Regions from separate parts of the Homo sapiens genome. Here region 2 is linked to region 1. A link is a loop called in an ENCODE intact Hi-C map of the cell type or tissue named here. Cell type or tissue: A673. All regions are shown on one strand.

Region 1 (8,000 bases):
TGAACTAATCAGTAATAAAACAAAAATTTTTAGATTGATGGAAATATTCTATATGTTGTTTGTGTCACCAATAACATAGGTGTATAACTTTGCAAAACTCCTTAAATTGCATACTTAAACAAGAAAATTTTATTTAATTGGATGAACTGCAGAACAAAGTAGACAAATCTTAGAAATAAACTTGTGACTAAAACAGAGCAGGTAAATAGCCAGAAAACAGAACACAGGAAAATGTAATATAAAAAAACAGGAAAATAAATCAAGGTATAATAGGTAGATTCTGAAATTACAAAAGATATCTAAGAGAGAGAATTAAGAGATATACAGTATTTTTAAGTTACATATTATTATCCTACACTTTTATTGGCTAACCTATAGAATATACGATGTTTGCTTGGCTTATTAATTTACATCAAATTTACTCTTGTCTGAAAAATTGCTGGTGACAAATTCTATCAGATATTTTTCTTTATAGGTATATATCTTTACATTTGAATGATATTTATGATGAGTTTTGAAATCTGGATTGGTTTTCCTTTTGAAAACTTAATTGTGCCATTTTATTGTTTTCTATTTTTTATAATTCCTGTTAACTCATAAGTTGCTCCTTCTCAAGTCTTACCACCATTCCTTACCCCAGTTACTCAATGACTGTTTATAAACTTTTATTTTTGTCTCCAATTTTTAGCAGTTGTGTCTTCAGTTTGTTTCCATTCCGCTTGGTGTTGATAAAACTTCTTAAATATGTGGTTGGAAGATTTTAATTCATCATAAAATTCTCCATCATTATTTTTGAATTATGTTTTTGTCCCAATCTGTCTCCTCTCTTACTATAACTCTAAATAAATGTATCACAGTTGTCTAATGTTCCCTATGCTGGTTCTTATATTTTTATCTTTTTTCTCCTTTTCTCTGTACTTAAGTGTAAATATTTCTGTATTGAATTGTCTTCCAGTTTTATAAATCTCTATTCTGATGTATCTAATTCACTACTACACCCAGTTTTTAAATTCTTAATCTTAGTTATATTACATTGATTTTTTTTTAGAACTCCTACTTAACCTCTTTCATAGGATTTTAGGTCTCTACTAAAATTTTTCATCTTCTGTTATTTGCTGCTATGGTTCCATTCAAGTCCTACCTATGGTACTTTTTTCTTAATGCCTTTAAATAATGGTTTTGTATTAATGCATGTTATGCAAATTTTATAGTTGTTTTCTTTGGAAGACTTAGTCCAATACATGTAACTCCATCATGATTGGACATGAGTACATACATTTTAAGCCAATTTTAAAAATTTATAATTCAAAAGCATGTTTTACCATTGTTAAAAATACATGTATATTCGGTTATTAAGGCTGAGATGGCCTAAAGAGTAAAATAAAACTAGAGACTTTATCACTCACAAGCTTCCAATTAAACCCTAACTAGATATTTTCTACGCTAAGCAAACATGTTTTATTTATCTTGCTTCCATGAAAACCTTATAAAAGTCTGTCTCTTGCCACCTTCTTCCCCAGCAAAGTGCTAAACCACTTGCAGTCTGATGTTGCCCAATTTATGAATCACTGAATACTGAAATAAACTCCCCAAAATGTAAATATGTCTCAGTTTAACAACATTGTCCAAAAAATGAAAAAAAAATGGTTAAATATGTATGTGTGTGTGTGTGTGTATGTGTGCATGTTTGTGTGTGCATGCATGCATGTGAGGTCTCTACACTACAATGGGCAATGTTGTTAAATTCCATTTTTCAACTTTGGGAACAGATAGAAATTTCCTGAAGTTCATGCACTATTAAAGTGCTACTAAAGTCTAGGCTTGGTATTAGAATGCAAGTCTCAATATATTGCAGATATTAATAAAAATCAATGGAAGGTCCCCAAGATGACCAACGAGAAGCTGCTAGTGGCTCTCATAGAGAGGAACGAAAGGAGCGAGTCAATATAGAACCTTCAACAGCGAGTCAATATAGCACCTTCAATGGAAATTAGTCCCAATATAGTAGTCATTGGGACTAATCAAGGAAGCAATTCAACCCATGGAGAATGAAGAAAATCAGGATAACGACCCACTTGGGAGCAGCATGGAACCAGGGGAACCTCCCCCACCCAGAGAAGCAGTGAGTGAATGTGCAACTTCAGGAATCCATGCTTCTCCCATGGATCCTTGCAACCCTAGGATCAGGAGATCCCCTTGTGAACCCATTCCACCAGGGCTTTCAGTCTGACACACACAGCTACCTGCAGTCTCAGCAGAGCAGCTGCTCAGGCACACACACATACACAGAGACTGGGCAGCCTCAGACACTCAGTTTTTTGGGGATTTCCAGCAAAAGTACCTGCAAAATCTGGCAAAGTGGGAAGTTAGACCTCCATACATAACCCTACGAAAAGGGCTAAAACCAGGGGACTGAGCAGCGACAGTCTGCAGGCCCTGATTCCATGGCACCTCACAAGATAAAACCCACTGGTTTGAAATTCAGCCAGCCCCGAGTAGCATCATTGCACCTCCCTGAGATGGAGTTCCCTGGGGGAGGGGGTAAGCCACTGTATTTGCTGTTTGGCTGACTTAGCTGTCTCAGCCTTCAAACGTTGGAGAGTCTAAGCTGACCTGGGGCTAGAGTGGGCCCTATCCTAGCACAGCTGCTGTATGAAAAAGTCACCAGACTGCTTTTTAAAGCATGTTCCCAATCTTATTTCTCCTCCTGGGTGAAACCTCCCAAGTAGAGTCTCCAGCTACCCTCACCGGTGGTCTCTAGCCAACAGAGGTTTCAAACCACCCTGGGATGGAAGTCCCAGAGAAAGGGGCAGGCTGCTATCTTTGCTGTTTGGGGGACTTAGCCATTCTGGCCTTTGGGCATTGGAGTGTCCAAGGTGACCAGGGGCTGAAGTGAACCCTCAGCACAGCACAACTGCTCTATGAGAACACAGCTACAGTGCTTTTTAAAGCAGGTCCCTGATCCTGTTTCTCCTCACTGGGTGGGATCACCTAACCTGACCTAACTGGGTGGGGTCTTCAACCACCTTCGACAGGTGTGTTTAGTCTGGCAACAGGTTCATACCTTGCTGGGATGGAGCTCCCAAAAGGAGGGGCAGGCTGCCATTTTTACTATTTCAAAGTCTTCACTGTTGATATCTCTAGGTACTTGAAAATCTGAAGTGATTAGGGACTGGAGCAGGCCCCCAGCATACCACAGCAGCCCTGTGGAAAATTGGTCAGACTGTTATGTGGGTTCCTGTTCCTACATATTCTCACTGGGCAGGTCCTCCAGGCCTGGGCCTCCAGTCATTCCTTGTCAGAGCTATTGAGCCAGTAGCAGCTCTGCAGCTCCCAGGACAGAGCCCCTAGAGGCAACTAAAAGCTTCTCTGCCACTGCAATTGCAGTGGGACTGCATTTGCTACCCTCGGAGTAACAAAGCAGCAAAGACTCTAAGTGCTTTATCCATACCCCCAACTAGCTGCAGTGGACCCAAGGAGAGAAGGCCAGTCTGTCTCTAATGGGTCCTACCCCTCCCCCTGCCCACCATCCTGATCATCACTACACATGGAACTCCTGGCTTGGGCCCACACAGACCTTCTCTTCTGGACTGCACTGAGAAATTGCTGACTTGCATTTCTCTGAGGTAGAGCCCCCAAGAAACAAGCAAGAGACCATTGCCCACAACCACTACTAAGGTCCCTGCCTCTGCTGCCTCCAAGTTGAGAAGGAAACATAAACACTGAGATTGCCCCAGAGCTGCAATGGGCAGCCAAGGAGTGCCAAGCTGCGATATACAGCCAGAACTCAACGGGGAGGGCGGCTCACACTTTCAGAGCATTGAGCGAGAACCTGGCTGCAACTGTTAGAAAACATAAGAGAGCTCCACAGCCAAGCAAGAGTCTACCAACTGACTAATGTGCCTAAGCGCCACCTAGTGGATCAGACCCCAAAGCTTCTCAACACCAAAAATATCTCATTAATATACCCCCTTCTGAAACCAAAGACAAGAATTCAGCTTCAAATAAAGACCCTGCACAAAACCTTGGCCCTGTGAAAACATTCAGAAAAGAAGTATATTGTCTGTACTCAGTCTAAACTGCAGTTAAAGGAACACTCACATGAAGAGATGAGAAAGAACCAACACAAAACTTTGGTAACTCAAATGGCCATAGTGTCATATGTCCTCCAAATGACCATGCCAGTTCTCCAACAAGAGTTCTGAGCCAAGCTGAGCTGTCTGAAGTGACAGAAATAGAATTCAAACTATGAATTGGAGCAAAGATGATCAAGATTCAAGATAATGGCAAAACGTAATCCAAGGAAACTAAGAATCACAATGCAATAATACAGGAGTTAAAGGATGAAACAGCTGGTATAAAAAAGAACCTAGCATATCTGACAGAGTTGAATAACACAAGAATTTCACAATTCAAAAACAAGTATTAACAGCAAAATAAACCAAGCTGAGGAAAGAATACCAGAACTTGAAGACTGGCTCTCTGAAATATGACAGTCAGACAAAAACAAAGAAAAAAGAATGAAAATAAATGAACGAAATTTATTAAAAGTATGGGACTATGAAAAGAGGCCAAATAAACAAATAACTGGCATCCCTGAAAGGGTCGGGGAGGGTAGAAAGCACACAACTTGGAAAACATATTTTAGGATGTCGTCCATGAAAGATTTCCCAACCTTTCTAGAGATGCCAACAGTCAACTTTGGAAAATGTAGAGAACTTTTGCAAGATTCTACATAAGAAGTTCATCCACAAGACACATATTTGTCAGATGTTCCAAGGTTAAATGAAAGAAAGAATGTTAAAGGTAGCTAGAGAGAAAGGTCAGGTCACCTACAAGGGGAGCCGCATCAGGTTAACAGCAGATCTCTCTGCTGAAACCTCACAAGCTAGAAGCGAGAAGAGATCAGGGTTCTGCATTCAACATTCTTAAAAGAAAAAATCTTCAACAAAAAATTTTATATCCAGTCAAACTAAGCTTCCTAAGCAAAGGAGAAATAAGATCCTTTTCAGATAAGCAAATGTTGAGGGAGTTTGTTACCACCAGACCTGACTTAGAAGAGATTTTGAAAGGTGCACTAAATATGGAGAGGACAGACTGCTAATAGATGGTAAAGAAACACAGTTAAATACACAGACCAATGACACAATAAAGCAACCACACAAAGAAGCCAGCAAAATAACCAGCTAACAACACAATGACAGGATCAAATCCACACATATCAATACTAACCTTGAATGTATATGGGCTAAATGTACCACTTAAAAGGCACACAGTGGCAGCCTGGATAAAATGCAAGACCCAATGGTAAGCTGTCTTCCAGAGACCCATTTCACACATAATGACACCTATAGGCTAAAACTAAAGGGACGGAGAAAAATCCACCAAGCAAATGAAAACAGAAAAAAAGCAGAGGCTGCCATCCTAATTTCAGACAAAACAGATTTCAAATCAACAGAGATTAAAAAAAAAAAAGACAAAGGAAGGGAGATGCATAATGGTAAGGGAATAAATTCAACAGGAAGAACTAACTATCCTAAATATATATGTACTCAGCACGAAAGCACCCAGATTGATTAAAAAAGTTCTTACAGACCCACAAAGAGACATAGACTTCCATACAATAATGGTGGGAGACTTCAACACTCCACTGACAGACAGTATTAGATAGATCATTGAGACTGAAAATTAACAAAGATATTCTGGACCTGAACTCAACATTGAACCAAATGGATCTGATAGACCTCTCCAGAACTCTCAACCCAAAACTAACAAAATATATGTTCTTCTCATCGCAACATGACACATACTTTCAAATCGACCACATAATTGAACATAATACATTTCTCAGCAAATGCAAAAGAACCTAAATCATGCCAAACACACTCAGACCACAGCACAGTAAAAATAGAGGTCAAGACTAAGAAAATCATTCAAAACCATGCAATTACATGGAAATTAAACATCATACTCCTGAATGACTTTTGGTGAATAATAAAATTAAGGCAGAAATGAAGAAGTTATTTGAAACTAATGAGAATAAAGATACAACATGTAGAAGTTATTAGAAGCTAATGAGAACAAGGGATACAACAACAATCTTGTTCACAGCTAAGGGAACGTTAATAAGAAATTTTATGGCACTAAATGCCCACATCAAAAACTTAGAAAAATCTCCAATTAACAACTTAACATCACAACTGAAATAATTAGAGAAGCAAGAACAAATGAACTCCAAAGCTAGCAGAAGACAAGAAATAACCAAAATTAGAGCTGAACTGAAGGAAATCAACACACAAATACAATTCAAAAGATCAACAAATCTCAAGTTCGTTTTTTGAAAAACTTAATAAGATAGACTGCTAGCAGACAAAAAAAGAAGAAAAGAGAGAATATCCAAATAAACATAATTAGAAATACCAAAGAGAATGTTACTACCGACGCCAGAGAAATAAAAAATAATAATCAAAAACAAATAGAAATACCTCTTACACACAAACTAGAAGACCAAAATAGTAGAATAAGTTCCTGGAAACACAGCCTCCCAAGACTGAACCAGGAATAAATCAATAACCTGAACAGACCAATAATGAGCTCTGAAATTAAATCAGTAAAAGTCTACTAAAAAAAAAGAAAAAAAGAAGGAAAAAGCCCAGGACCTGATGGATTCAGAGATGAATTTTACCAGATGTACAAAGAAGAGCTGTTACCATTCTTACTAAAGCTACTCCAAAAAATTGAGAAGGAGAGATCCATTCCCAACTCATCCTATGAGGCCAGCATCATCCTGATACCACACCTGGCAGAGACACAACAGAAAAAAGAAAACTTCATGCCAATATCCTTGATGAACATCAGTGCAAAAATCATCAACAAAATACTTTCAAACTGAACCCTGCATCACATTAAAAAGCTAATCTACTACAATCAAGCAGGCTTCATCCCCAGAATGAAAGGTTGGTTCAACATACTCAGATCAATATATGTGATTCATCACATAAGTATAACTAAAGACAAAAATGACATGATTATTTCAATAGATGCAGAAAAGGCTTTTCATTAAATTCAACACCTTTCATATTAAAAGTGCTCAGTAGGCCAGGTGTGGTGGCTCATGCCTGTAATCCCAGAACTTTTGGAGGCCAAGGTGGGGTGATCACTTGAGGCCAGGAGTTTAAAACCAGCCTGGCCGACATGGCAAAATGCCGTCTCTACTAAAAATACAAAACTTAGCCAGGTGTAGTGGCACATGCCGGTAATTCCAGCTTCTTAGGTGGCTGAGGCATGAGAATTGCTTGAACCTGGGAGATGGATGTTGCAGTTTGCTGAGATCATGCTGCTGCATAGCAGTCTGGGCAACAGAGCAAGACTTCATCTAAAAAAAAACTCTCAATAAACTAGTTATTAAAGAAACACACCTCAAAATAATAAGAGCCATCTATGATAAACCCACAGCCAACAGCATACTGAATGGAGAAAACCAGAAAGCATTCCTCTGAAAACTGGCACAAGACAAGGATGCTGTCTCTCACCACTCCTATTTAAGATGGTATGAAAGTTGTAGTCAGAGCAATCAGGCTAACAAAAGAAGTAAAGGGCATCAAAATAAAAAGAGAGGAAGTCAAACTATCCCTGTTTTCAGACAACATGATTCTATATGTAGAAAACCTCATAGTCTCTTCCTCAAAGCTCCTTCACCTGACAAATAACTTCAGCAATGTTTTATGATACAAAATCAGTGTACAAAAATAACTTGCATTCTTATACACCAATAACAGCCAAGCCAAGAGCCAAATCAGGAAGTCAACCTCATTCACAATTGCCTCAAAAAGAGTAAAATACCTAGGAATAAAGCTAACCAGGAAAGTGAAAGATCTCTTTGATAAAAATTACAAGCACTGCTCAAAGATATCAGAAAAACAAATGGAAAGACATCCCATGCTCATGGACAAGAAGAATCAATATCATTAAAATGGCCATACTGCCCAAAGCAATTTACA
Region 2 (8,000 bases), 730 kb before region 1:
AATGGATTTTTAAAAAATTGAATTGAACTTGTTGAACTAATAAACTTTTAGAGCTCCACATATTTTTATTCAGTTGCTCTCTTGACTCAGCAAAAGTTAAAGTAGTATTTGCCCACTACAAAACCTTTTCATTCAACTGAATTTATCTTTGAATTTACCTTTTAAATTTTCAGTGGCGTTTCCTTGGAAGTTCAAGAAATGTGTATGTGTTATATGCATTATTTGGAAATTTTAAAAGTGAAAAACATTGAAAACATTATATAATATACACTTATAACATATATCTAAGAACATAATATACTTTCAATTTAATTTATAAATACATATATACGCTTTGTTCTTTATAATACACACATATATCTTTGTATATACTTACTCAATAGAAGAAAAAAAGATGTTTATTTTAAAAGGAAGGTCTTTTTTTTGTTTGTATGTCAAGTCTTTATTACAGTGAAAATGAGAGGGTAGTAATATCTACTAATAAAAATCTTAGAAAACTTCAAAAAAACTCGGTAAATTTAACAATTTCAAAAATTTTCATCATTTTCTTTCTCATTTTGTTCTGCTAATTGTTACTAATGGTAAGTTTTAAATGCTTGCCTCTAAAATAAATAAAGGTTTGCACAGAAAATACTAAAACAAGATTCCAAGTACTTCATAATTTCTACTTTTTAAAAAATTATTCACATGCATATACAGGCTATAAACAGAAGATATTTAGATCTTTAAATGTACATTTTTATTCATTTCAAGTTTCATCTTTTTTGTTACTTTTAGAGCAAAAATAATTTTGAATGAGCACAACCAAATAAATTTATAGTTCTCACAATTTTGATTGAATGCGTTTAGTTTAATTTACAGTCTTCACTACTAAAACTTATAAATACAAGATTCTATTACCACACTACCACTTTCTGTCTATATCCTTTTCTTTTAATTTTATTTTTTAACATGAGCAACTATCCTGTTGTACCAACACGAAAGGCTATAACTCTTTTTTAAAAGAAAAAGCATGAATAAAAGAAACTTCTACGTTCAAAGTTTATGCCTTCAGGGAGCAGGGGAAGCCTCTAATTGGGCTGTGAGTGACTAATACAAAAACTTTTTATTAAGAGAAAAAAATCTTCTGCTAGCAATTGTTAGGATAAGAACTTATGTGAGAAAGAAGTTGCATAAAGTCACTTTTGCTTCAATGGTATCATAATACATGATAAAAAAATCGTAAGTGCCAAATAGCATTACGTGGATAACAAACACCCCAGTCACAGACTTAGATGTTATCTTATTACACATCTGGATCTCTTGTTAGCAAGTTATTAGAAAAAGGGAAAAAAATAGGAAGAGCAGGTTGGAAGAAAGAATCTTTTTGCCAGTATCACTCTAGTGCATTGTTGTAGCAAGAGAGAAATCAGCATGTTAATGCTTCAAATAAATCCTTTGAAGATGCAAAACTTGAAAGGCCAAGTGAGGGAACAAACAGACTAAACAGTCCAATTCCAGTTTGGCAGACAACTACTTAAAGGAACATGATTTTTAATAAATAGCAGTTGTTGGCCAAAACACCATTGCATCATAAGAAATTTTGTTGTCACTAAAATGTTAGCACTCAAGTGAGAGACCCAGGGTGAGGTGGGGGAGGACAGTAAAAATTAAATTTATGATTTTTCCATGGTCTGATCTTTGCTATGAGAATTTTCAGTTAGTTTCTCTTTTAGAGGGTACACAAAGGTGAGGAGAGTTCATAAAGCGCATTAATTGGGCCCCAACTCCAGCGGGAGTGTCTCATCAGAGTAGGATCTTTAAATACCTTATAGGGGTTGTATAAGTTTTATCTAGGATAGGTAGTTTCAGTTTGTTTCTTTCTTTGTTTCTCTTTTCTTTGGAATTTTCATTTGCCAAATTTTATTAGGGTTTGATGGTGATTTCCTTTTGACTTACGCCTTACAAGTCATTTTACATTCTCTAATTTGAAGTCCTAAATGTTCAAAGTGAGAAAGCTACTTGCAGACCAGAATCATAGCATCACAGTGATAAGTTTGATAAAATTCTTTTTGTCATATAGGATATTTTCTTTCATCTGTTACCAAATTTTTTGTATTTTAAATATCCCAATATCATTTGTTTTCCGCCTGCTCCAGTCCTTCAGGGAAAGACATCTCATTTATGAACTATTTGGCTAATGCTCTGATCAGCATGGGAAATCTTAATTTTTTACTAAGCCTTAGCAAATCAGTTTCTGTCCTGTTAGCTTCAGTGCCTCACTGTAAATTATCGTCACTCTGGGGTAATTCACTGGATGCTGTCACTCTTTCTCCTATTTGGTTTAAGCCGTGTGTGTGTGTGTGTGTGTGTGTGTTGGGGGACCATGTTGAGATGGTAAGTTGTGAGGAAGTGGTATAAGAACATGAGATGTTCTAAAGCAAGTCAACAATGGCTGAAAGTTTCCTTAAGCTTGAGAAGCAATACTTGTGAATTCTAAGTCATGCTGTATTCCAAGACCTGTAAACCCAGTGTTGCCCTCTGTAACCAGCTAGCAATGGGGTACACAGCATTATATTGCTATTGTTGCCTGATTTGTAGGCACACACATAATGCTAGCAATGAAGTCTTTATTCTTTGAGGACAGAGATAATCTCTTTTGTTTTTGTTTGTTTGTTTGAGGCTTATATCCTTAATACTTGGAGCAGTGCCATGGCATAGTTACTGACATTTAAAAAAATAAATTTATGAATGAATGAACGAATGATGGCAACCCAAAGCTAGAAAATAGGGAACCAGAAATTAACATTTCCCCTACAAATATATTTTCAATGAAACTGTTGCACCAGTTCTGTATGTCACAAATAGAAGCAACAATTCATTTCAAAAGGAAGATGCAAAGATACATTATAAAGCAATTTTCCCCATGGATAAGAAGACCCAGATTAGTTTTCCTTTTTAGAATCCATGTCATTTAATCTTCCTAATATTATTCATGAATAAAAATATTTTAGTAAAAATATTGTCATATATTTTAAAGAATTGAAAATATTTTATACATTACTGTAATTTGGTTTGCATTTATAGAATCAGAAGAATGGCACTGTAAATTCTAAATATTCCTTTATGTAAAATGATTTGTTTGTCTTCCATATTAAGTATAATTTTATTTTAGAACTTTAATTGGTGTTTCCCTTTTCTGAAAAGGAATTATCATAAATGAGATGATATGAAGTAAATGAAAATATAGTACTCCGAAAACAGAGATATTTTACAAAAGAAAACCAAACAAATAATTAAATATAATGTAAAATAAATAAAGTAAAATGAATTCTGATACTCTAAACCTACTATATAATAAAACAATGATGAATTTTTTTGTCAGCTCAGCTGTTTATACCTGTTAGAGGGTGGGAAAGAGCAAAGTAATTAAATTAAGAGGAAAGAAAAATCATGTGATGAACACAGGAGTGTATGAAAGAATATACTTATCACCCTGCTAAAATATTCAATATTTTACAATATTCCCATAGAGGGCAATATTGTATAAAAGATGGTGAATGAAGACTCTGCCAATTCATCTCTGTTGATATGCTTTAAAGAAAACTGCTGTTACCATAAATTTGGAGCTCCACTTCCCCTCAAACTCTAATATATAAACTGATGCACACAAAAACATAACACAGAGTCTCATCAAAGGCAAAGAAAATTAATTTGGTATCACTTACTGGTAGATTACTTGAGTGAATAGCCTCCAGTTTCACCTTTAATTTGATTTAATCACTGCATCTCAGATCTCAGATAGCAGATTGAATTCTCCTATATAACTTACATCTATAATACACACATGTACATATATATACACAATACCATTTAGTTTATTTGAAATATTAATAAGGTAGTGCCTTCTTCAGTGCCTGGAAAGTAAAGGTAAACTACAGGTAACATATAAAGTGCGGCAAATTTTGTAAAATCGAAGTCTTATCAATGATTCAAATATAACTCTAAGGATCTAACCATAGAATAGGGCTGGGCCATGGAGAATGCAAAATTATACTTAGCTATATCTCTCAAATTTATTTCTATTATAAAATCATCTTGCACTCATCTACCTTCCTTATTTAAATATACTCCTTTACCTTCCCCTCTTGTAACTCAAAAATAGATTGCTTCACTGTAAAACCCTTCCTCTCAAAGATGTTAAGTATATTAGAACTTGAAACATTTGCTCTTGAATGACCTTTGTAATAACTGCTAATTTGCATTTAGCATATACTGAAAGAAAAGACATTGTGCATTCTGTAGTATCATTAAAACATACTATTATCTTAAACATTCAATTATCTACAGATTTTAATACACATAGTGATATGGAATACATGGAATTATGAAGCATACTATAACATTCTACCTGTCTGCTATGCCACAGATGCAATTCTACCTTCAGAGAGATGAGTCTCCTCAGTTCCCTCGTTATGAGATGTCCTATACAAGATCATTATGATTATATCCTATAAAAATTATTTTAAGGCTAATGTAAATAAATGAAAATTAATACGACTATAAGCCAGATTTAGTCATAAGAAATATAAATCTAGTCCTTTTATTTAGGACATCCAATTTGTACCTGAATATTAAATCAAACTAGAGTAAACTGTTTAGTTCAAATTAAATTATGTGAATCTTTAAAATAACGTTAATTACTTGTCAAGTACAACTTCTCAAGTCTAAATAATTAATATTCTTTAATCTGCCAAAGTAACTATGGTAATCAAGCAATTCTTGTGTGTGTTTGCAGTTAAACAAGAGGTACATTTAGAACAATCTGGTTTCTTGAAATCCCTATCTCAAATTTCCAGATTACTTTGAAAGGAGTTATTCCTCCAGCATAAAGCACTATTTGGCCTGACCCTTCATGACCACTGTTAGGATGATTAAGGGAAAAAGGCTATTTGTTGAACCTGATACTCTGAGTCACAGTTGATAGTAGAGGTTTGTTCCAATTTACTTGCTTTCATAATACATTCAATACTAACATTATGTAATCTTCAACTCATTTTTAAAATCTTCAGAGTTTTCAAAAGATGTTCTCATAGATTATTTGATTTGAGGGTCACAATGATCCTATTATTAGTTATTGTGGTATTATATCTGCATTGTATAGGTTAGAACACTGAGACACAAGTAGCAAACCTGGGATCAGCAACAGGACTCACTAATCCTTAGCCCTGTGGTCTTTCCACTATACCAAACAGTCGTCTGAATGAACGTCCCTGGAGAATGCCCCTTTTCATTACTCTGTAAGCAGAGTGGCCTTTCAGGTGGCCATTCAAAACCCTGTGCTTTATAATCCACTTGGTAATATATAGATAAAACAAGAGTTATGCTTTTAACCTTTCTATATGGCAAGTTACCAATAATTTGGTAGCATTGAAATTCTGATATCTTCTCCATGAATATGTTTTATACAAATGCTTATCTATACCAAGATCTGTTCTAAAGAATAGTAGAGAAGGAAAGATTTAATTAGGCTTTAGAAATACTAGGCAGCACAGGGAATCATAGTTCATAGTCATTGGCATATGCTAAGGGGAGAATTAAAATGAGGGAAACTTGTGAGATTTTATTTTCTGTTCATTTTTATTTAAATTATACAATTTCTTTTTCTGGTTTGAAGAAAGAGGTGGATCAGAGAATTTCTCAGACCGGTGCTAAGATATCACAATCTAGATCACTGGTTGTGAAATTTTTGTGACCCACAACACAGAGACACTAAACAAGAATTTCAGAAAACAATTCTTACTTCTTAGTTGACTGTGTGCAGTGCATTTGATTTTCTTTTTTGTTCCATTCCATTCCATTCTATAAACATTTTGAAATGCTGACCTAAATCTACTAATGTAAATGCATATAAAGAGTCATGAACTGAATTTTAAAAAATGAATCTAGATTCATTATGTATTTATACAGTACTGAATATAAAAAAAGATCAAGTCATTTCCATGGTATAATAATTGGAACTTTTCCCTAATTTTTCATTTAGCTATTTTAATAATCTAAGCAGAACACCATTATTATTTCACAAAGTGACTGTCAATAGAGAATGCTATTCTTTGGGAATATAGAGGCAAAGAGGCAGACCAGGTTGTCATACAAACATGGAATTAAATGGAGCTTTGAGGTATACAATAATAGCACTGGCCTCTCTTCATGTAGACAACACCAGAATAACTAATACGTTAATTCCTTTTAGGACTTTAATTATTTACAATTATAAATTTATAGATAAACACTTAAAAATTCCAAATTTCCAATTAAACAGGAAAAATGAGTTTTCATAAAACTGTGCAGTGTAGCACTCAGTATTTTTTCATGATTACTGTGAAAAAAATCATAGAAATGTTATCACTACCTTAATGCTATCTTACTGCTGCCTTACAAGTCTGGAAGAATTTTAGGGTGCTACTATTAAGCTCATTTAGTTGTGTACCGTTTGTAGAGTGAGAAGTTCTGACCTAATTCGAAAATTTTAAAAGGTTATTTTCTTTTGTGAAATGTGTAGCTATAATTTGAGGAAAATAATCATTGCTTCAAAATATAGAAGAAAGAAGAAAAAATGTAGCAGAATGCATGATTTGTCTAATTCTTCAGCCTTTTGTCATGTGACTTTGTAGTTCCTCTCAATAAGAAGGTTACCATATTTCCCCACCCCTTTTCTTTTGGTGGTGGTACATGAATCGCTGTGACAGTAGAATGAAGGGGAAGGGACATTATGCTAATTTCAGGTTTGCTTTCTTGTAATTCCATCATCACTGTGAGAAGGACATGCCAGGGCACATGGACCAACACTGCCCAGCTTAGGTATTCTTGCCAAGACTAGCTTAGGGCAGAGCCCATAAATCACCTATATGTGCATGAGCAAGCCTAGTCAATACCAGCAAAAGACAACCAGATCAGCTGAACCAAACAGACCTGCTGATCCATGAGCTGCAAGGAGAATAGAGACAGAAGCAAATTATATTAATGCAATGAACATAAAAATAAATGGAGCTTTGAGTTATATATTAATGTTCACCTCTTTATATCAGTAACAGCAAACAATATTAATTCATTTTGGTAGTACAATTGTTTGGATTTATGGGTTTTCAGATAAAAACTTAGAAATGCATGTCTTAAAAATTTTAAAGACAAAAATGTATATTTAAGACATAAATTTTGGATAGCTTGTTACACAGAATTACTTAATTGACATAAAGTTGTTTTCTCTCCAGCTAAAGTTGTTGTAAAATATCTTATTCTACCTAATATATAGCTATATGAATTGAAGCAAGAAAAAATAATGATCATGTTTCCTTATCAGTAGAAATTGTTATATGATTTAAAAATGTTTCTATCTATAGTAAATTTTTTAAAATACTCTTTAAAATGTGAGTAAATTTCAACCTTTTTTTTTACCCTGTTTAGGTCTGCCTATTTCCTTGGAGCAAACATATTCTTTGATTCTTAAACAATTTGCTATTTTATTGTTAAAGTAAATATGGAGTTCAAAGCAGAAATGGCACTCATAACTCCACAGCAATGTTTGTTTGTTTCTTTTTTACTTTCAGCCAAGATATAAAGTAAAAGTCATACCTTTTTAAAGTAAGTGAATTTTTGGTACTAAATGATCCTAAATTTATGGAGGAAGACATTTTTGACTGACGTTATTTATGAATGAATTATTGGAGTACCATCAATTTTACTGTAAAGCAGCAACTGTAAGCTAAGTAGATTTAACTATAATAAAATATATTAGCTAAAGACACTCAACCTAAGTTTTTAAGTTGATGTTAGTCTGCTTGAAATGAGGACAAATTAATATTTCATTGATTCACACTTACAGAATCATTTCACTTTGCCAAGACAAAAATGTAAAACAAAGAAAAAATACTTTGATTTCTAATTTCAAAAATACAGTTATTGGTTTGCTGTGTCCATTTTCTATTAAAATTAAGACATATTAATACTTCTATGTAGGAAAT

What was found. Peaks named below come from ENCODE experiments on the same cell type or tissue, not always from the same donor. Only the 100,000 strongest peaks of a DNase experiment are listed, where the experiment ranks them.
Region 2: a loop joins it to region 1, with 5 times the contacts of the local background. A loop is called at or near these places in 2 of 110 quality-filtered maps.

What each region holds. Positions count from the first base shown.
Region 1 is chr4:115,848,764-115,856,763 of GRCh38, forward strand. No RefSeq gene overlaps it. Among named protein-coding and RNA genes, the nearest start is that of MIR1973, 450 kb to the right of the region's middle. In A673, a CTCF peak has its summit at 3,929 (motif pointing left); a DNase peak (open chromatin) is centred at 3,888.
Region 2 is chr4:115,116,631-115,124,630 of GRCh38, forward strand. No RefSeq gene overlaps it. Among named protein-coding and RNA genes, the nearest start is that of NDST4, 7.0 kb to the left of the region's middle. In A673, a CTCF peak has its summit at 3,507; DNase peaks (open chromatin) are centred at 1,151, 2,351 and 3,531; H3K4me3 peaks cover 2,408 bases; H3K27ac peaks cover 3,942 bases.